Regions from separate parts of the Homo sapiens genome. Here all the other regions are linked to region 1. A link is an interaction called in ENCODE POLR2A ChIA-PET data of the cell type or tissue named here. Cell type or tissue: HepG2. All regions are shown on one strand. Region 1 has its middle 72 kb from the start of BANF2. Region 2 overlaps SNX5 (sorting nexin 5). Region 3 overlaps LOC107985440 (a long non-coding RNA gene). Region 4 has its middle 110 kb from the start of SNORD17. Region 5 overlaps LOC105372548 (a long non-coding RNA gene).

The links. ChIA-PET counts read pairs that join two places held together with the same protein. Peaks named below come from ENCODE experiments on the same cell type or tissue, not always from the same donor. Only the 100,000 strongest peaks of a DNase experiment are listed, where the experiment ranks them.
Region 2: POLR2A ChIA-PET joins it to region 1 with 10 read pairs; 2 of 35 experiments call an interaction of 5 or more read pairs at or near these places.
Region 3: POLR2A ChIA-PET joins it to region 1 with 10 read pairs; 5 of 35 experiments call an interaction of 5 or more read pairs at or near these places.
Region 4: POLR2A ChIA-PET joins it to region 1 with 61 read pairs; 3 of 35 experiments call an interaction of 5 or more read pairs at or near these places.
Region 5: POLR2A ChIA-PET joins it to region 1 with 16 read pairs; 3 of 35 experiments call an interaction of 5 or more read pairs at or near these places.

What each region holds. Positions count from the first base shown.
Region 1 is chr20:17,769,471-17,773,470 of GRCh38, reverse strand. No RefSeq gene overlaps it. Among named protein-coding and RNA genes, the nearest start is that of BANF2, 72 kb to the right of the region's middle. In HepG2, a CTCF peak has its summit at 1,501; DNase peaks (open chromatin) are centred at 1,173 and 1,910; H3K4me3 peaks cover 1,114 bases.
Region 2 is chr20:17,956,510-17,960,509 of GRCh38, reverse strand. It overlaps SNX5 (sorting nexin 5), which reads left to right. Exons shown (of 13, transcript NM_014426.4): 2 at 3,473-3,577. Among named protein-coding and RNA genes, the nearest start is that of SNORD17, 4.4 kb to the left of the region's middle. In HepG2, no CTCF peak of the experiment used is centred here; DNase peaks (open chromatin) are centred at 699, 1,390 and 1,729; H3K4me3 peaks cover 1,812 bases.
Region 3 is chr20:17,825,487-17,829,486 of GRCh38, reverse strand. The region is part of intron 2 of LOC107985440 (a long non-coding RNA gene); the gene reads left to right. Among named protein-coding and RNA genes, the nearest start is that of BANF2, 130 kb to the right of the region's middle. In HepG2, a CTCF peak has its summit at 2,214 (motif pointing right); DNase peaks (open chromatin) are centred at 1,606 and 3,108.
Region 4 is chr20:17,854,028-17,858,027 of GRCh38, reverse strand. No RefSeq gene overlaps it. Among named protein-coding and RNA genes, the nearest start is that of SNORD17, 110 kb to the left of the region's middle. In HepG2, no CTCF peak of the experiment used is centred here; DNase peaks (open chromatin) are centred at 1,777 and 3,577; H3K4me3 peaks cover 351 bases.
Region 5 is chr20:17,873,262-17,877,261 of GRCh38, reverse strand. All of the region lies in intron 2 of LOC105372548 (a long non-coding RNA gene), which reads right to left. Among named protein-coding and RNA genes, the nearest start is that of SNORD17, 88 kb to the left of the region's middle. RefSeq lists an enhancer at 507-1,409. In HepG2, no CTCF peak of the experiment used is centred here; DNase peaks (open chromatin) are centred at 1,771, 3,081 and 3,771; H3K4me3 peaks cover 527 bases.

The DNA of each region.
Region 1 (4,000 bases):
GAGCCACTGCCTCCCCTCCTCAGGCCTTGACCTTCTCTGTGAGGATTCCGCTGACCACCTTGAAGTCACAGCCTTGCCCCCACCCCCAGCACTTCGTATTCACTTTTCCTGCTGTTTCCCCTCCTGAGCCCTTACCTAGATTTAACATACTCCATCTACTTATTTATTTATTTACTTGAGACAGGGTCTCACTCTGTCACCCAGGCTGGCATGCAGTGGCATGATCATGGCTCACTGCAGCCTGGACCTCCCAGGCTCAGGTGATCCTCCCACCTCAGCCTCCTGAGTGGCTAGGACTACAGGTGCCCACCATCACGCCCAGCTATGTTTTGTATTTTTTGTAGAGATGGGGTTTTGCCATGTTGCCCAGGCCGGTCTTGAACTCCTGGGCTCAAGACATCCACCTGCCTTGGCCTCCCAAAGTGCTGGGATTACAGGCGTGAGCCACCGTGCCCGGCCTCCATCTATTTACTTAACTTGTTGATTGCCCCCTCCTCCTCCAGCTAGAAGGCAAGCTAGAAGGCAGGAAGGGCAGGGTTATTATCCGTCTTGCTCTGCCATACCCCAGAGCCTGGAACACTGTGCGGCAAACAGTCGGTGCTCAGCAGATGCGTCCAGAGTGAATGAAGTGTGTCCACTGTGCTCTTGTGAGAATGCTTTCTTCTAATTTGTGATGTTTCTGCCTAAAGAAGGTCAAGTTGCCAGCCTGACTTTGGTAGATGGGAACCACTGGTGAGAACTCCACCTGCTTCCCTCAAGACGGACCTATCTGTTATGTATTCTGAGGCAGGCACTTTGCTGGGGGCGCACACAGGATTCCAAAACCCACTGTGAAAATGCACACCCCAGGGAGTGCATTCAGACTGGAAAGCAGGCTCTTTTATCTTTCTTTTTATTGATATTGCATTTGAAAAATACATACATACAATCAATAAAATACACAAAGTGAGGTTTCTTTCTCACCTCGAACCCCTACATTCCACTTCTCCTCTCCAGAAGCAACCTTTGTTAGTTTCTTTTTTAGCTTTCCTGAGGTATTTCATGCATTTATAAGCATTTTTTTCTTTTTTCACAGGTGATAACACACCATACATGCTCTTCAGCATGTGACTTCTTTCACTTAACAATATGTCTGGGAGGCACCTCCACCTCAGAGCATAAAGAGCTCTCTTTGAAAAGGCCACAGAATATTCCATTAGGTGGATGTACAGGACTTAACCTGCTATTGTCCATCGGCACGAAGGTTGAATCCAGTTTTTTGTCTATTACAAGCAATGACATGTGTATACTTTTGAAAGGAGGGAAAGAAAGGAAGGAAGGAGGGAAGGCAAAGAGAAGGGAAGAAAGACAGGAAGGAAGAAAGAGAAAAAGAAGGAAGGAAGGGAAAGAAAAAAAAAGAAAGAAAAGGGAGGAGGAAGGGAGGGAGGGAAAGCAAGCCACCAACGTGGTTCAGAATTTGACAAATATTTATTGGCACATATTTTAAGTGCCAGGCCTATTGTTAAACTCTAGGAAGCTCCTGCCCTTGGAGCCAGTCTAACAGTGAATCTCAAAGTCCTGTCGCTTTTTTCTCTTCAGAGAAATTCCTCATGGCTTCTCCTGGGGAGGGGAGCGGCGAAGGGGAAAGTAGGGAAGAGGCTCTGCTTAGCTTTGAACTGCACTCAGGGCACGGTTGTATGTGGACGCACTCAACCACAAGCACGGTGGCCGACTCTCACAAATGTACATTCGGGCAGCCTGAGGGTTATGAGTTTGTCATGATATATTTAGAGCGAGCAAGAGCCCTTTAGTGGTGCCCCGAGCCAGAGAGTAAATAGCTGCTTACACGGGCATTTAAAGCCAACATAGAAAGAGGCTGTAATTGCAGTGCTCAGGAAATGCCATACTTGAGAGCTTTTCTAAAATGACATGCTATTTGACCCAATATTTTCCAGAATGCAGAGGCTTCTTTGATCTTTGCAGCACGGCGCCCTTGCACAATGACTGGGTCACAGCAGCACTCCGGATGAACATGCCCCGCCGGGGGTAGAGCTGGTAACTGGGAGGACTTGGGCTGAGAGCTGGTGGACCAGATCTTGGGTTGAATTCTCCCAGAAGTAGAGAAAGATGGAGTTCAGAAGATTGTTTGGAAACGCATTTCTGGAAGCCCCCCTGGGGAGCGGGGAAGGGAGACAAACCTGTTCAGAGTATTGATGGGTAGTTAGCACCGTGGACAAGCAGAACTCAACACTGTAGGGGCCTTGGGAGATGGCAGGGACATGCTTCACAGCAGCCCACCTGAGGGGCAAGGAAGCTGGAGTATTTATCCCACCAACATCCATTCCTCATTGGCCAGAGGTGTCTTGGGAGGGAGTAGGGGGTTGAGTCTCCAATCAGCCCTGCTTAAAGCTGGGGAGAGAAGCTGTTGGGTTGGCCTCCATAGGATTTTTATAGAAAAATCTCCCAATTGCTAAATGTTGGCAAATGATCCCCAATTTTCTTTTCCTTTTTTTTTCTTTATTTTGAGACAAGGTCTCACTCTGTTGCCCAGGCTGGAGTGCAGTGGTGTGGTCATGGCTCACCGCAGCCTCAACTTCCTGGGCCCAAGCGATCCTCCTGCCTCAGCCTCCTAAGTAGCTGGGACCACAGGCATACACCACCACACCCAGCTAATTTTTAAATTTTTTTTTGAGATGGGGTCTCCGTATGTTGCCCAGGCTGGTCTCTAATTCCTGGACTCAATCAAGCAATCCTCCTGCCTTGGCCAAGGCAGGCAGATCGCTTGAGGCCAGGAGTTCGAGACTAGCCTAGCCAACATGTCAAAGTCTCTTATCTACTAAAGATACAAAAAAATTAACTAGGTGTGGTGGTGCACGCTTGTAATCCCAGCTACTCGGGAGACTGAGGCATAAGAGTTGCTTGAAACCAGGAGGCAGAGGTTGGAGTGAGCAGAAATCACGCCACTGCATTCCAGCCTAGGTGACAGAGTGAGACTCTGTCTCAAAAATAAAAATAAAAATTCCATGAAGTCAGAGAGAGCTGACAATTTACTCCTCCTCAGTTGATTATACCTCAGCTTACTTTTTTCTTTTTTTATTATACTGAAAAGTTGCAAAATACCTCAGTTTATATGAGTTTTCCAGATTAAAATATTATTGCTTTTTAGTGAAATCTTTACAGATGAAATGATGTTTGGGATTTGTTTCAAGGTAATATAGGAGGTGAAAAGTGGGTCAAGTATAGATACGGAAAGATTGGTCATGGATTGATAAGAATTAAATTGGGTCACAATAGTCATATACTATTTTTTATTTTATTTTATTTTATTTTTTGAGATGGAGTGTCACTCTGTCGCCCAGGCTAGAGTGTAGTGGCACAACCTCGGCTCGGTGCAACCTCCGCCTCCTGGGTTCAAGCAATTCTTGTGCCTCAGCCTCCTGAGTAGCTGGGATTACAGGCGTGGGCCACCATGCCTGGCTAATTTTTATATTTTTTATAGAGACAAGATTTTGCCATGTTAGCCAGGCTGATCTCAAACTCCTGACCTCAAGTCATCCACCCACGTCAGTGTCACAAAGTGCTGGGATTACAGGCCTGAGCCACCATGCCTGGCCTAGTCATATACTATTTTTATAAATGCCAAACATTTTATGTAATAAAATTTTGAGGGAAAGCTTTGAAAGTTGTTATTGTCAATGAGTGGATTGAATGTGCACAACAGAATAAGAGCGGAACCGAGTGGCGTGCTGAAGGCAGGCAATACCTGGGAATAAATTTTACACTGTCAGGTGACATCTCTTCATGCACATTTCACTCTAGAGCCTAAAGTAGCATTAATCTTGATTTTAGAAGTGGCTCTAAGTTCTAGAAGAGAATTTAGGTCTCTGTCTTGGATTGTCAGCAAGTGTTCTTGAGTGACTGTTGGTAAAACAACCTTGAAGAAAATTCTGATGTGGTTCTAGAGTCACATGGGAAACAAAATGTACTTGAAGGCTGTGTTGTGCTGGAGCCAGCTCATGTC
Region 2 (4,000 bases), 190 kb before region 1:
CGATTCTCCTACCTCAGCCTCCTGAGTAGCTGGGATTACAGATGTGCGCCACCATGCCCAGCTAATTTTTGTATTTTTGGTAGAGACGGGGTTTCACCGTGTTGGCCAAGATGTTCTCGATCTCCTGACCTTGTGATCTAGCTGCCTCCACCTCCCAAAGTGCTGGGATTACAGGCGTGAGCCACCGTGCCTGGCCACTTTTTGTATTTTTAGTAGAGACGGGGTTTCACCATGTTGGTCAGGCTGGTCTCGATCTCCTGACCTCAAGTGATCTGCCTACCTTGGCATCCCAAATTGCTGGGATTGCAGGCGTGAGCCACCACACCCAGCCAGAAGTCAGTTTTAAAACTTAAATTATTTGAGAGTAGGTATATTTTCAATTTGATTCTTACAAGTGACCTAAGGGATCTGGAAAAGAGGTAAAACTTTGCATGGTAAAGGTCCGGCATGCCCAAGGCTGGACTTGGTTCTAAAGCCTGCTTTGTTAACTGTTGTAAACGGCCACTGTAAGCATTGTAACATCTGTGGCCTAAGTCAGAGACTCAAGTGTTGGCCAGCAGGGCTAAGGAGTACTCTGAGCCCTTCAAGCTTAAGGGGGGATGGAGGCAGAGGCAAGTGAGAGGGGAAGAGTGGAGCCTGGCAATTATTTAGCAAGTTCTGTAGCACTGTGGAGTGGGTTTGTTGACTAAGCAGAAGGAATGCTGAACTTTTGGTCACACTTGATGCTTCCCGAGTGAGAGTACAAATGCTGACTTAGAAGCTCTAGTCATTTCACAAGTTTCTACCCATGTTTGTCTCATCTGGAGGGTTATATGCTATAATATGAGAAAGTTCATTTAACTTGCGCCTGGGGGACATTGAGTTAATGATGGCCTGGATGCTGAGGGGTTTTGCCAATACTCTCTTTTAGACAGTTCTTTAAGGCCCAAATACAACATTGCATTATTTGCTTATTTGGTGGTTAGGACTGTCATGTCAAGTGATTGGAGTTTTGCTTGAATCCCTTCCTAGGGCGAAATGTCTGGGCAAAATGGCTGCTAGTGAACCTCGGATGTTTGATATGCTGTGGTTGCAGTCACTCATAACCTAGTGGTTTTCTTCTTTTTGTCTTCATCACATTCTGAAACAAAAAATATGTTTCTATACTAACCAGAAAGGAAGACAGGTATAGTCGGGGGTATTACCTCTACATGGGGAAAGGGACGAAAAGAGAAGATAATTATTCAGAGGAACGAAAAGCAGCTAAAGCAGCTGGTAGCATCCATTGCAGCTTTAACTGTGGTGCACAAATGAGCTCCATTTACTTGATTACATCCCCCTTGGGTCCTCCTATTCGAATTCCAAGGGTATCCCATGTGGAGTTCACAGGCTCACTGAGTTTGCTGGGCTTGTGAGCGAAAATGGAACTGTCAGCATATTCATTTGAGCAGTGCTAGAAGTCAGGGTTTGTGACTTTAGGAAATGGAATCTTAGGAAATGTGGCAGTTTTTGAGCTCTGGGAAAGGCACCTTAGACCTGTCCTGTGAGCTGTCCTATGTCTCCTCCAGAGACCATGGCTACTTCTTAGGCCTGGCTCTGTTTATTCCTGTTCTTGGGCCTGCCTGACCTTGACAGATAAGCCTAAGATCAGTAGAGTCGTTGGTATAGCCTCTGCAATCACATCTCAGTTAATGATTTGAGGTATTTTTAAAGGCTGTATTTGCCAGTGTTAACTTAGCAGAAGGAAGGAAGCTCTTATCAGAAAATACGCCAAAGCTGGAGTCAGTTATGATCAAATGAAGTCGCAGACCTTGAAGCTTTATCTTTGTTTGCAGAGATCTCACAAATGGACATGTGAAAATTAAGCCAGACAAGCAGATATTTCATAGGAGTTATCAAGAATTCATGTGGAAGAAAAATACTTAGGTTGAGATGTGAGGACTCAAAAGTATCTGTTTTGATCTTACTAATAGTTGATGTTAAAATCAACTTCTGGTGACTACTTGAGCTTAATTTTTTGGAGGAAAGCCATTGTAATAGGCTCCCTCTGGCTTTCAGAATTATAAATATACAGTGCTTAAGGAAAAAGGGAGTACTTGAAACTTAAGTAATCCATGTGCTTTTAGTGAATATATTTAGTCTTTTTATAGCTGATTGACCAGATTTTCAAGTTTTAGAGGTTAAGTACATAAGTTTTTAGTCTTGAACTTTTTATTTTGAAGAAAGGGACCCAAAGGGAAATTTGGAGTGAAATACCTCATCTTCTTAATTGTAATCTTCACTTGGCATTCCGTGCTTTGGGTAATCCAGTGTTATGACAACTTTACTTTAGCACTCCTTACAGTAAAAGGAATGGGGCAATGAGATGCTTACGCTATGAGTTCCTCGTGCCTTGTGTGTCAGGTTTTCAGATTGACCACCACCTTGTCTGCTTTAATGTACTTTTATTTAAGTCACTTTTCCCTAATAGCCCAGTTCCTATTAGTGCTGCCACTGTTCTCTCCTCTCTTTTTTTTTTTTTTTTTTTTGACGGGCAGAAATGGAGTTAGGTAGTTTTTTTCCTCTCAATTTCCAGCTCAGAAAATCAGTTAATTGAGTATTCAGAGTGATGCTCACACTTGTTGCTCATGTGTAACCACAGTGGGATTGTGCTAATTAAGTAAGGCCTTGGTTGGTTTTTCTAATTCACCCCTCCTGTCTAGATTCCTTGGCTATTTGAAACAGTCCCAGGTTTACTCTGAACTCTCCACCCAGGATCCTATTCCACATGACTGTTCTCTGTGCCATCTCCCCAGGTTTTCCTTTCAGATATTTGTGTGGCCTGGTTAATGCCTCTTGAATGTTCATTGTACTTTGGCATTTATGTAAGAATTCAAGATTTTGTTCTATTTAGTTCAGGCCTTAGTGTACAGTCAGGTATTTGGCCAAATGTATTGTACATGACATTATTGTAGCTGTTGTTTACATTACAGGAATACTTCGGATATACCAATGCATGTGAAGAATGGGTTTCCCCTCAGTTTCACATAAACTTAGAAATGTCTCAACTGACATTTCTTTTTCTTTTTTTTAATTTTTAATTCTTTTTTTTTTTTTTTGAGACAGTTTCGCTCTGTCGCCCAGGCTAGAGTGCAGTGGTGTGATCTCAGCTCACTGCAAGCTCCGCCTCCAGTGTTCAGGCCATTCTCCTGCCTCAGCCTCCCAAGTAGCTGGGACTACAGGTGCCCGCCACCACGCTTAGCTAATTTTTTGTATTTTTAGTAGAGACGGGGTTTCACCATGTTAGCCAGGATGGTCTCCATCTCCTGACCCTGTGAACCACCCGCCTTGGCCTCCCAAAGTGCTGGGATTACAGGGGTGAGCCGCCGCGCCCAGCTCAACTGACATTTCTAAATGATCTATGTATAAACTGCTTTTTAGTAACTACTCATTTTTGGAATAATTTTTTAGGGCCAAATGAGTTTGAAACTAATACGCAAAAAATGTATTTCAGCTGAGATCTGTATCTGTGGACCTGAATGTTGATCCCTCGCTTCAGATTGACATACCTGATGCGCTCAGTGAGAGAGACAAAGTCAAATTTACAGTGCACACAAAGGTAAGTAACATGCAGTGGTAATACATACAGTGCTAGGTTGCAGCCTTGTTATTCACAGTGGATGTGAGAAGAGATTCCCTGAGCTTGAAACAGTTGCTATTCGTAGGGTAGCACTATTAAGTGAGAACCTCCCTAATCTATCTCACAGTAAGCATCAGGTGAGTGCCATTGTGGCGGCAGCAGCATTCTGCTGTGGCAGAGCCCTGGGCTGTGGGCATTGTTTTTTTGTTTTTTTTTTTTTTTTTTTTTTTTTTTTTTTGGAGACAGTCTCATTGTGTTGCCCAGGCTGGAATGAAGTGGCACCATCTTGGCTCACTGCAGCCCCTGCCTCCCGGGTTCAAGCAATTCTCCTGCCTCAGCCACCAGAGTAGCTGGGATTACAGGCCTGAGCCACCACACTCGGCTCAAACTCCTGACCTCAGG
Region 3 (4,000 bases), 56 kb before region 1:
AAGTCAAGCTTTTTTGAAGGGACAAGATTAATCATAATTTTTATTCTATTTGTGTGCATGTGTGTCCTTTTTAGAGATGGGTCTCACTCTGTCCTCTAGGCTGGAGTGCAGTGGCTCAATCATAGTTCACTGCAGCCTTGAACTCCTGGGCTCAAGTGATCCTCTTACTTCAGCCTCCTGAGTACCTAGGACTACAGATGTGTGCCAATGCACTCAGCTAATTGTTTTCTATTTTTTTAGAGGTGGGGTCTCACTATGTTGCCCAGGCTAGTTTTGAACTCCTGGCCTCAAGCAATCCTCCCATCTCAGCCTCCCAAAGCAGTGGAATTACAGAAGTGAGCCACCATGCCTGGCAAAGAAGGTGTACGAACATACACACACTGGAGTCTTTCTTCTTCTCTTGCCCCTCAGTGGGTGACCCAGTTCCCATCCTGGCAGGCAAATCACATTCCCAGTGTCTGTCTCCTTCCACAGATGATACAAGGGGAGTGTTTAATGGTGTCTCCTGCATCTGTAGCTGGATAGTTTGATCAGTGGGTGTGTCTGATTGTGTCACTCTCTTGCCTAGAAACCGTGGAAGGGTCTTGGAAGGCCAACTAAGATCTTGCTTGGCCCACAGGATCTAGTGCTCTGGCCCGGCCCACCTCACAGCCTCACCTGGTTCTACTCTCTGGCTTGGAGAGACCCCACCACGATGGCCTCCCTCCAGCCTCCGCACAGACCCTTGGATGTGCCATTCCCTCTCTCTGGAAGGCTTTTGCTCCCTTACCCCATCAGCTACTCATCATCCTGCATGTCTTGGCTCCCAGCCCCTTTTCCTCTGGGAAGTGGTCGCCAAATCCCAGGCAGGGTCCTATCACCTGGTAACACCCCTCTCAGGGACAGTGTATTCGCTGTCTGCTCCAGGAGGGAGGAACCTCTTCTAATGTGGGCACCAAGCGCCGTGCCTGGTGCATAATTGGCTGTCAGTAAACATTTGTGGAGAGAGCAAATGCACTCATGAATCCCTCACATCACAGAAGGCGGGGCCAGAGCCAGGGTGGAGGTGGGAGTAGAGGAACTCCGGGGCTGGCTGCTGAGGAAGGTTCTCTCTGATGGTGCAGCAATAGCAGGTCAAGCCCAGGGTCAAGATAAGGAGCCAAACGTCCCAAAGGTCGTAGGTGGTCAGCGATGGGGCCAGCTGGATGTTGCCAGTGGGTAACACTCCTGCTCTGCCAGGTCTGAGGCTCAGAGTTCCCAAAGGAGCAAGCAAGTTCCTAGGAGAGGAAGAGGAGAACCAGACTAGGTATCCGGTCAGGAACAAGGGACCCAACAAAATGAGGTGGGAGACTTGGGGCTGAGGTGCGGGCGGTTGCTCCGGATAATGACAGAATGGATGTGCAGAGGCCTGGCCATCAGCCAGGGTCCTGCACTGGAGATGTCCCATGGAGAAGGCAGGGCCGAGGCCCAGCAAGGCTAATACAATTCTCTCTCCAATGTCTGGAGCCAGCTTAGGCCACAGAAGGTATAGACCATGACATTGACCCAGCTAAGTCCTACAGTGTCCGTTGGGCCAGGAAAGGTTGTTTAAGGGATGAACAGGACAATCTCTGCAAACAAAAAAGTCTCACATTTTTGGCCTAAGGCCAGAGGGAAAAGCAAAGTTCACCAACAACAGCCCCATGATCCCTCTCCACCTTCCACCTGAAGTGAGAGGCAGGGTGAAGCCCAGCAAAGCTTTCTGCACTGTGTGACTGCAGGGGGCAAAGGATATTCATGGAGAAAAGAAAGAAAAACCCCAACAGGGATTTTCTTCAGTGCATGGAACTGGTTTTGTTTTATTTTGTTTTTTAGAGTTTCCTGCAACTTTCTATTTTTTTTCTATACATGAATGCCAATTATTTTTACACTTTTACCAAAGACAAAACCCTTTTCAAGGATTCTGTACGCATCCCCTGAGAGTACTGGTTCTAAACCTTGACTACATGTTAAAATCACCTAGGGAACTTTAAATACGCCAATGCCTGGGTCCCACCGCGAGGTGATTCAGATTTTAGTGCTTGGCAGTGTGGCCTGCCCAGGTGATTATAATGTGCAGATTGAGAGCCACTGCCCTAAAATGAGTATGCACTAGAGAGGTCGAATAAAAGATATGCTCTTACCAAGCACCCATATCCAGGAAGGCCATGTTCAGTTGTATGAGCTGCGTACTGCATACCTCCAGGGGACACCATTTGCATAGCCTATAACATAAAAGTGCCTCCCTGGAGTTATGCAATGTGGCAGCCTTGTAAGTATGGATATATAAATTACATATTCATAGATACATAATTTAAACATTGATTGCATCTGTTCACTATAATTCTCAGTGGGAGGGATGGAAATGATGTTCAGTAGGATATACAGAGTATTTTGGAAGACTTAGTTTATATTGTCTGGGATTTTAAAATTTGGTGAATCATTCTCCAAGAAGATGATTATAAATTTAAAAAAATAAATAAATAATAAAATCTGATGAAGGTTAAGATAACAATAAAAACACCGAAAGCCAAGGTGACCATGTCAATCTAGAACCATGGGTTGCACGGGACAGAGAAGACTGAGAGAGAGGATGCATCTGAGAGGGCTGGGACGTGTGCAGAAGCACAAGTTTGGATGGGAAGTCTCCAGCAGGCAGTCCGTGGAGGTGTGGCTGGTGGCAGAATTGTTGGAGCAATGGGAGCATCCTGTGGAGTATTTTCCCTCTGCCATGAAGCATTCCTGTTTCTGCCACTGCTATCATTCAGAGATTGAATCTAATTCCCTGCTCTTGGACCTGAGGTGACCTTTGACTTCTTTTAATGAGTAGAATGCAGTGCAAGTGATGCTATATAAGTATAATGGTTTCAGTCATTTTCAGCTTCTGCCTTTACTTCTTTAATGGCTCCTTCTTGGACCCTCACTGCCATTCTGTGAGGAAGCCCAGGCAGCCAAGTGGAGAGGCCCACACAGAGGAACCAAGGCTGCCAGTCAACAGCTCCGCAGATCCCCAGCCAGTAGCCCGGTGGAGCCATGTGAGTGAGGCAATTCTGTAACCTTCCAGCCATCCCAGGGTCCCAGCTAACACTAGGCAAAGCAAAGGAAACACCCGGTCAACCCACAGAATGGAGAGAAATGATACATTTTTGTCGTTTTGAGTCACCAAGTTTCAGAGTATTTTGTGACTCAGAAATAGGTGGCTGAAGCAGGGCCACTTCTGCTCTGCAGGTGGGCACAGGCCAGTCTGCTGGAAGGGTATGTGTGTTGAACTGGCTCTGAGGCCTTGTGAGGTTAGACGTGCTGGAAGATCCTAATAGGGAAAGGTTTCTTTACAAAAATTATACTTATCAAAGTTATATATATACACACACAGACACATATGTGTGTGCGTGTGTGTGTGTGTGTGTTATATAGTGGCAACAACTCAGTTACATCAGAAAGGCTTACAATGAAAAGCAATCGTGTCTCTCCTGCTGTACTTGCCCCTGTTCACTCCCAGTCCTACTCCCCCAAGACAGCATCTTTTGCCAGTTGCTGTTTATGGATTTTCTCCACACTCCAAATCACATACTTATACCTCCGTTCCTCAGTTACCATCTTTAGACAACAGCTATTCACTCCCCAATACCTAAGATGAGCATTTAGCTCACTACTCCCAATGTCTGAACTTTCATGACTATTTTTGACTCCTGCATGAGCATTTCCTCTTCTGACAGCAGTCGCTGATTCCCAGCTCTGTAAGATGAGGACATCAGTGCCCCTCCCTTTCTTTCTGCTTTTCTCTTCCCTTCTTCAATCACTCGTGTTTTGTGCCTCTGCTTCTACCACTTCATAGCACTGTGGTGTTTAATCTCGGGTGCCTGGGCTTCCTGGGAGAGCAGCCATGAATTCCTTAAAATTAAGTGTAAAATTGTGTGTGTGTATTTATGATCCATTTCCTGGGGAGAGTCCAGAGCTTTCATCAGACACTCCCAGAGGGGTCAAGCTCGGGTGCTGTATGGGA
Region 4 (4,000 bases), 85 kb before region 1:
TTCAGCTTAACGGGGATGGTGTGTGGGTAAACCAGCTCTCCAGGAGAAAAAGCACCCTGATTTGTAGTGCTAGCCAATTCCCATGGTGTAAACGCTCCCACCATGGTCAGTTTCAAGCTATGATGGTTTAACAACTGGCTCAAAAAATTCCTGAGCATTTAACAGTTGGCTTTCATGAGTCAGTGCTAGCAGGCTCCAGCTTGCTACTGCTTAGGGTCTACCCACTGCAGAGGCTTAAGGCTTGCATTTAGTAGGCGTGCAACAGGCTGGTGCCACAAACTCTTACTTGGGTGTATTATTTGATTCAACACTTTTTTTTTTCCTGAAACCCCTACTTTGTTCCTAGAAGAATTTTAAATGGATATAGGGGAAGATCATTTGCAAACATGGTGACAATCCTTCCCCCTCCCTAAATCTATGCCCCTTTCCAATGTGACTTTGTAGCTTCTGGGGCTGATTTCCAGTCCTTGAATCAGGGATGGCCTTTTGACTTGACTTAGCCATTGGAATATGTTGGGAGTCACCTTATGACAGTTCCAAGCCTGGGCCTCAAGAGGCCCTGAGTACTGCTGCTCTTGTCTTGGGAGCCTGTTGGTTACCATGGATAAAGCCCAGGCTACTGTGCATAAAGCTCAGGCTATGCTGCTGAGGATGAGAGACCACGTGGAGCAGAGGCATACTGTCTCAGCTGAGCCATCCCAGATCAGACAGGCCCAGCAAACCCAGCAGCTGACCAAAGACATAGGAATGAGCCCAGCTAAGCACAACCCAAATGGCTAATATGAGGACTCATGAGCTAAATAAACAATAGTTATTTTAACCACTACATTTTGGAGTGGTTTGTTATGCAGCAAAAGCTGATACACCATCTTTGCATTCAGAAGTAGCTTAGCTTTTGACTGGAATGTCCATCTCTATCTGAGTGAGATATAGATAGCTTCATATTCCCTGCTATCCATCAGCCAAGAGCAAGAAGACCAAGTGTCAGCACCATTGGCCCTCCCAGCACGTAAGTTCCAGTAGAGTCTTACATCTCTCCCTAAACACAGCCTACAGGAACCTGGAAGATGTGGACGTTCTGGCTCCCTGATGGAAGAGTTGGACAAGAGGCATGGAGTCTGTGTCTATACACCAGAGTTAAGGTGAGCTCTCCTTGCCTTTGACTTTGCCTGTGCCGTGAAGTCATGCGGCTGGAGCTGCTCTTTTCCTATTAGTCAATGAAGACTTAACTGCCATTTGTGGGAAATGTCCAGCCAGGAATGGGAAACTCACAAATTCTTCTCTTTTCTGCCCCATAGAATTATTATTATTATTATTATTATTATTATTACTATTTTTTTTTTGATAGGACAAGAGGATCCTAATGTATCTGGGTTGGGGAAGAGAGAAAGAGCTGTGTGTTAAAGCTAACAATAATTTTCTACTTTCAGTTCAAGAGTAAAATCTCTCCTGTAATCTGTGAAGGAGTGTGTGAAAAACAAAACAAAACCCAACCTGCCCTCCAGGTTTGAACTGTAGAAACTCTGTGGTAGAAAAAAAAGGCATTCTAGGGAAGAAGAGAGGAAGCAGGCCATGAAACAGATTTGCAGCTGCAGGACGTGGTGGTGTGTGGTTCCCCTCTAACCAGCTGTGTGACCTTGGGCAAATCTCCCGGCCCCACTGGGACTGCATATCACATGGGGCTGGACTAGAGAACCCCACTCCCTAGAGGATACAGTATTTTTATGAGGGAGAGCTGGAGAGGCTCCTGACTTTTGATTGTTTACCCCTGGAGGTGTGTACAACCACGTGCCATTGACAGACAATGTACCCATTGTATGACAGGGAGGTAGTGGTGCCTTCCCCAAGTTATAATTGGCCTTGGGACACAGTCAGTACATACACACCCAACATTAGACACTCCATCACTGAGCAACTCAGTGCCTCTCATTCACAAGCTGTGTGATCCTAGGAGGTTATTCCACTTCTCTGATCTTCCATTTCTTTCTGTCCCTCCCTCCCTCCCTCCCTCCCTCCCTCCCTCCCTCCCTCCCTCCCTCTCTGTCTCCCTCTCTCTCTCTTTCTTTCTTTCTTTCTCTCTTTTTCTTTTCTTTCTTTCTTTTCTCTCTTTCTCTCTTTCTTTCAACAGGGTCTCACTCTGTCACCCAGGCTGGAGTGCAGTGGCATGATCTCGGCTCATTACATCCTCAACTTCCTGGGCTCAAGTGACCCTCCCACCTCAGCCTCTGGAGTAGTTGGGACTACAGGCATGCACCACCATGCTTGGATAATTTTTTTTTATTATTTGTAGAAATGGGGTTTCACCATGTTGCCCAGGCTGGTCTTGAACTCCTGGGCTCAACAGATCCTCTGGCCTTGGCCTCCCAAATTGCTGGGATTACAAGTGTGAGGCACCACATCCAGCCTGATTTTCCATTTCTTCCTCTAAAGTGTCATGTCATGTGAAACTTTTACAATGCTGGATTGTAAGAAATATTGAATGAAAAAACATATATAGTGATACTGTATGATTCAATACATAGAACATATACAGAAGCTTATTTTTATCTATTCACTTACAGGAAATCATGTTGACCAGAAGGTCTAATTTGGCCTCAAGCAGCCACACTACACTCAGACCTTCTGGGATTTTTCATTTTTCAGTTTCAGGACTTTTTTGTTCAGTTATATGTGTACTGGAACAATCTTTTTTTTTTGGCTATAATTTTTTTTAGGTTTTATGGAACACCCTTGGTGCTTATCTCAAAGGGTTATCAAAAGGATTACATGAGGCCAGGCATGGTGGCTCACACCTGTAATCCCAGCACTTTGGGAGGCCAAGGCAGGTGGATCACGAGGTCAGGAGATCGAGACCATCCTGGCTAACATGGTGAAACCCCGTCTCTACTAAAAATACAAAAAATTAGCCGGGCATGGTGGCGGGCGCCTGTAGTCCCAGCTACTTGCCAGGCTGAGGCAGGAGAATGGTGTGAACGTGGGAGGAGGAGCTTGCAGTGAGCCAAGATGGCGCCACTGCACTCCAGCCTGGGAGAAACAGCGAGACTCCATCTCAAATAAATAAATAAATAAATAAAATAAAAAAGGATTACATGAAATAATCCACCTAAAGCATGAAGGTTAGTTCCTGGACCAGTGGATGCTTCATCTATGGCAGCTACTATAGTGACTTCCCCACAGTGCTGGATGTTTGCTCTTGCTAATGCGGGGATTGATCTCCAGCTCTGGCTGGCAGGGCCTCTCAAGAACCCAGCCATCCTGGTTCCCCAGACCACAGGTCATCTCCCCACCTAAGATCATTCTCCCACAGTCCCCTCCTGTTGGGGATAGGGTGACAAAGACTTCTCCCTTGCTGCTCATGCTCTCCATTTCTGTAGGAATCAGAAAAGACGCAAAGCTGTCAGCTGAGACAATCTTCTGCCTTCAGGTAGGCACAGGGCCCTTCTCATCCCCATCACACAGCTCAGGCGGTGGAGACTGTCACTTTCCTGTTTGTCCTCAGATCCATCCCTCATCCTTCTCTGCTGTGCTGTGTTGCACGGCCCTGACCTCTGTGGACTACATTTCCCAGGCTCCCCTGCACCCTGGCTTCCTGACAAGTTCAGTCAATGGGAAGCAGTGGCAGGAGATTGAGCTTGGTAGAAGAGAGAAGCCAGGAATATTCTCTCTCCAGCCCTTTCTGTTTCAGGTGATGCCTCCAGCAGTGGCCAAGTCTCCTCCATAACTTCGGCTCCTAATAATACCCTCTCTTCCCTTGTTCCTCTAGCCCTGGGGAAGTAGCAGTTTCTACTTTCTGGGTTGCTCTACCCTCCCGTTTAGGTTTTCAGCTCTTCCATCACCTTTGCAACTACAGGTGACCCTTGAACAACATGGGTTTGAACTGCACAGGTCCTCTTCTACATGGATTTTTTTCAATAAACATTTTTTGGAGATTTGTGATAATTTAAAAAAGCTTGCAGCATGGTCTAGAAATATCAAGAAAATTCAGGAAAAGTTAGGTATG
Region 5 (4,000 bases), 100 kb before region 1:
CTTCCCAGTCCCTGGCAATCATCATTCTACTTTCTGCTTCTATGAGTTTGGCTGTTTTCCGTTCCATGTATAAGAGAGAAAGAGCAGTATTTGATTTTCTCTGTCTGAGTTACTTCAGGATCTCATCATGTCCTCCAGGTCCATCCATGTTGTCACAAATGGCAGGATTGATCCCTCTCTCCCTTCCTTCCTTCCCTCCTTTCTTCTTTCTTTCTCTTTTTTAGATACCGGGTCTCGCTCTGTTGCCCAGGCTGGAATGCAACAGTGCTGTCATAGCTCAGGGCAGCCTCCAGCTCCTGGGCTCAAGTGATCCTCCTGCCTCATCCTCTTGAGCAGTTCAAACTACAGGCATGCGCCATGATACCCGGCTAATTTTTAAATTTTTTGTAGAGACAGGATCTTGCTTTGTTGCCCAGGCTGGTCTCAAACTTCTGGTTTCAAGTGATTGATTCTCCTGCCTTGGCCTCCCAAAGTGCTGGGATTACAGGTGTGACCAACCACCCTGGCCCTGGATTTCCTTCTTTTTAAATGTCGAATAATATTCCCTCATAGGTGTATACTACAATTTCTTTATCCATTTTTCCACTGACGGACATTTAGGTTGTTTCCAGATCTTGGCCATTTGTGAGTAACACCGCAATGAACCTGGGTGCGCAGATATCATCTCTTCAAGATCCTGATTTCAGTTCCTTCAAATACAATCTTAAACCTCTCCCCTTCTTTACCCCCACTGCCACTGCCCTAGTCCTTGGGCCATGCTTAAACTACAAGTATTTCTGGTTTATCTGTAATTCAGATGTAACTGGCTGCCCTGCCTGTGAGGGGCTGCAGCCGGCTAGCACCTCCTCTCTAACCTCGTCCCCACTATGGAGTTCCTGTTCCTGCTACCCAGGCCAGGCGGGCTCAGAGTGAGCCAGGACAACCCCCTGCCTCCGCTTCTTTCCCCCTGCCTCCGCTTCTTTCCCCCTGCAGGCATCTGAGGGGGAAGCAGATCCTCTGCAACCGCGAGATCTGAGATGTCTCCGCTGCTCAGGCAGAGCGGGGTCTCTGCCCTACTGCTCAGACACAGGCGTTCCACTTGGCTTGCTGTCAAGAGACTGACTCCAGAGCTCTGATTTTAAGGATCGAGGAGACTGACATCTGTGAGGATCCCAGCAGAGGGCCTGCCTGGCTTACTCGGGGCCAGTACATGGCAGTGCCCCCTTGGTCCTCCTCATGCCTGCTTCCCCCTGGGCACAGACAGGGGCTGGGCTGGTGAGGAAGCCATTCTCCAGGGGGAGCAGATCTGACAGGACTCATTTCTCCTCTCCCTGAGCAGGCTTCTTTTAAAACTACTGCATGTTTGGCCAGGTACCGTGGTTCATGCCTGTAATCTCAGAACTTTGGGAGGCTAAGGTGGGTGGATCAGCCTGGGCAATATGGTAAAACCCTGTCTTTACAAAAAACATGGAAAAAATCAGCCTGGCATGGTGGCAAGTGCCTATAGTCTCAGCTACTCGGGATGCTGAGATGGGAGGATCACCTGAGCCCGGGAGGTTGAGGCTGTGGTGAGCCATGATCATGCCACTGTACTCCAGCCTGGGTGACAGAGTGAGACCCCGTATCAAAACAAACGAAAAAACTCCCCAAAACCCCCCACTGCATTTTAAACCATGCACAGTAGTGAGCAGTCCTGTTTCAGGGCAGTTCTGGGAATTACAAGGACAAAATCTGGCCTTCTGCCTGGTGGAGCAACGTGGGGGTGTGGACGCCTGTGTGTGAACGCCCCTCACCCACGTGGGACAAAGTCCATCCTCTGTGCCAGGCCCTGGGCAAGCCAGCCCGGCTGATCCACCTTGCTCCTCCCCCTCTCTTCTTTGTGTTCCCTGCAAACTCCTGCCAAGTTTGCAAGCAGAAAGAGCTGACGGTTTGGGGTTGTGCAGAACATTCCTTTCTAGAATAGAAGTCAGCTGGTGGGGAAGCAGATGCCCCTTACTCTCGGTGCCTCAACTTCCTCATTGGCCTAACGGGGCTTAGGAATTCTGCCTGCTTCTCCTGGAGAGCACAGGGGACCCACCAGGCCCCCAGTGCTCAGTAAGAGGGGTACCTTCTGTCCATGCAAGTGGCCCTCCTTTGAGACCCAGCGCCCGACTGCCCAACAACTTGGAGCTGTTTCCTCCTTGTTCGTAGCACTTTCTGGCCTCTTCCCTTGCCGTCTTCAGTGGGTGGCATGGTGGCCCTTTCTCTTTACATTTTTTTCTGGCACTAGAATCTGAGCTCCTTGATCTGCAGGGATTGTGGTTTCCCCACACAGTGCCTGGCACACAGATAGTGCTCAATAAATGCTCACCACGGCAGAATTTAACTGTCTTTGAGGTATCCAGAATATAGAGACAGGTTCCTCCAGCTTCCTACTCCCTCAGGCCTATTCTAAAACAAAACCTGAATTTCTGTCCCTGAAGGCAGGTCCTCCTTTAGCCAACTGCAGGTCTCCTTAGGAAGAGTAAGATTCCAAGTCCTAATTTATCCTTTTTATACCTAAGGTGGATCAGCCCTGATTTTATGCTGGGACCTTTACTTGTACTATTTTATTTAATCCTCAAGATAACCCTATGAAGTAGGTACTGTTAATATCATCCCCATTTTACAGATGCAAAAACTGAGGACCAGAGAGATTAGGCAACTTGCCCAAAGTCACACAGCCAGCAAGCAGTGCACAAGGGATTTGAACCCAGACCCTTCTGATACCAGAGCGAATGCCCTTGAACCTCTGGGCTACACTGCCTGAGGGCTGCAGGGCTCTAAAGGGATAAGGAAGGAAGCTTGGAGGGACTGAGTGCCAGGGGAGTGAGAGGGGTGTGTGTATGAGTGTGTGGGTGGGTGGGGCTTTGCAGGGAGGCGGTTGCTACAGAGGGGCAGGGGAAGGGGGGTGCTGGAACGTGGGGAAGGTAGACAGAGGAGCCCCAGAAGCAGTCAGCTGTGCTGACGATGGATGGGGCAGGAGAAGAGAAACCCCAGGCAAGGGAGGTGAAGCTCTGAGCGGCCACACCAAGCTCTCCCTCCTGCCCAGGGCACAGCGCCAGGCCTTACTTTTGAAGCTAACGAGAAGCAGATGAAGGAGTGGGATGGGCTAGAGGCGGAGACTGCCTCTGCTACGTGGCACCCCTCGGCAAGCCTGGAGCTTCTGCCAGCGGCCAAGAGTGGGGCAGGGCCTTGCAGCTGGACTGTGGGTCTCCCTCAGGGTTTACTACAGCTTGGACTTGCCAGTGCAAGAGGGTGGATCTTATTCAAAGATAGGTTCAAACATTAGCAGCCTCAGTGAACGATGCAGCCTGGGCTCCATGGAGTTGCTACCACCCATAAGAGGGTGTCCCTCCTGCCATGGGCTTCCCTTTCCTTCCCTGACACATGGACAATCCAGCCCACAGGTCTGAGCCCCCCAGAGCAGCTGGCTCCCAGGCTGCGCCATCCCTTCCAGGGAGGGGTGGGAGTGGGTAGTGCAGGTGCTTGGAAGCCAGAGGGGTGGCTCTGAAGGGATAGCTAGGATTCAGGATCCAGGGAGAGCACTGGGGGCTGGGGTGGCAGCCCCCTGTGGGCCAGGACTGGGTGTGTTGGTGACAGCAGCATCCGCAGCACCTTGCATGGTGTGCCTAGTCGATGCATAATCAACACTTTAGTTACGTCACATAACGGCTCTGTAAACAGGATCTGGAATCAGCCATGGGCTTGAACCTCAGTCCCACTATTACTAGCTCAGCAGAGGGCTTGACCCCCCTCCCCAACTTTTTTAGTGACAGGGTCTTGCTCTGTCACTCAGGCTGGAGCGCAGTGGCATGATCATAGTTCACTGCAGCCTTGAACTTGTGGGCTCAGGCGATATTCCAGCTTCAGCCTCCGGAGTAGCTGGGATTATAGGCGTGTGCCACCACACCTGGCTAATTTTTAAATTTTTTGTAGAAATGAGGTTTCACTTTGTTATCCAGGCTAGTCTTGAACTTCTGGGCCCACGTGATCCTCCCGC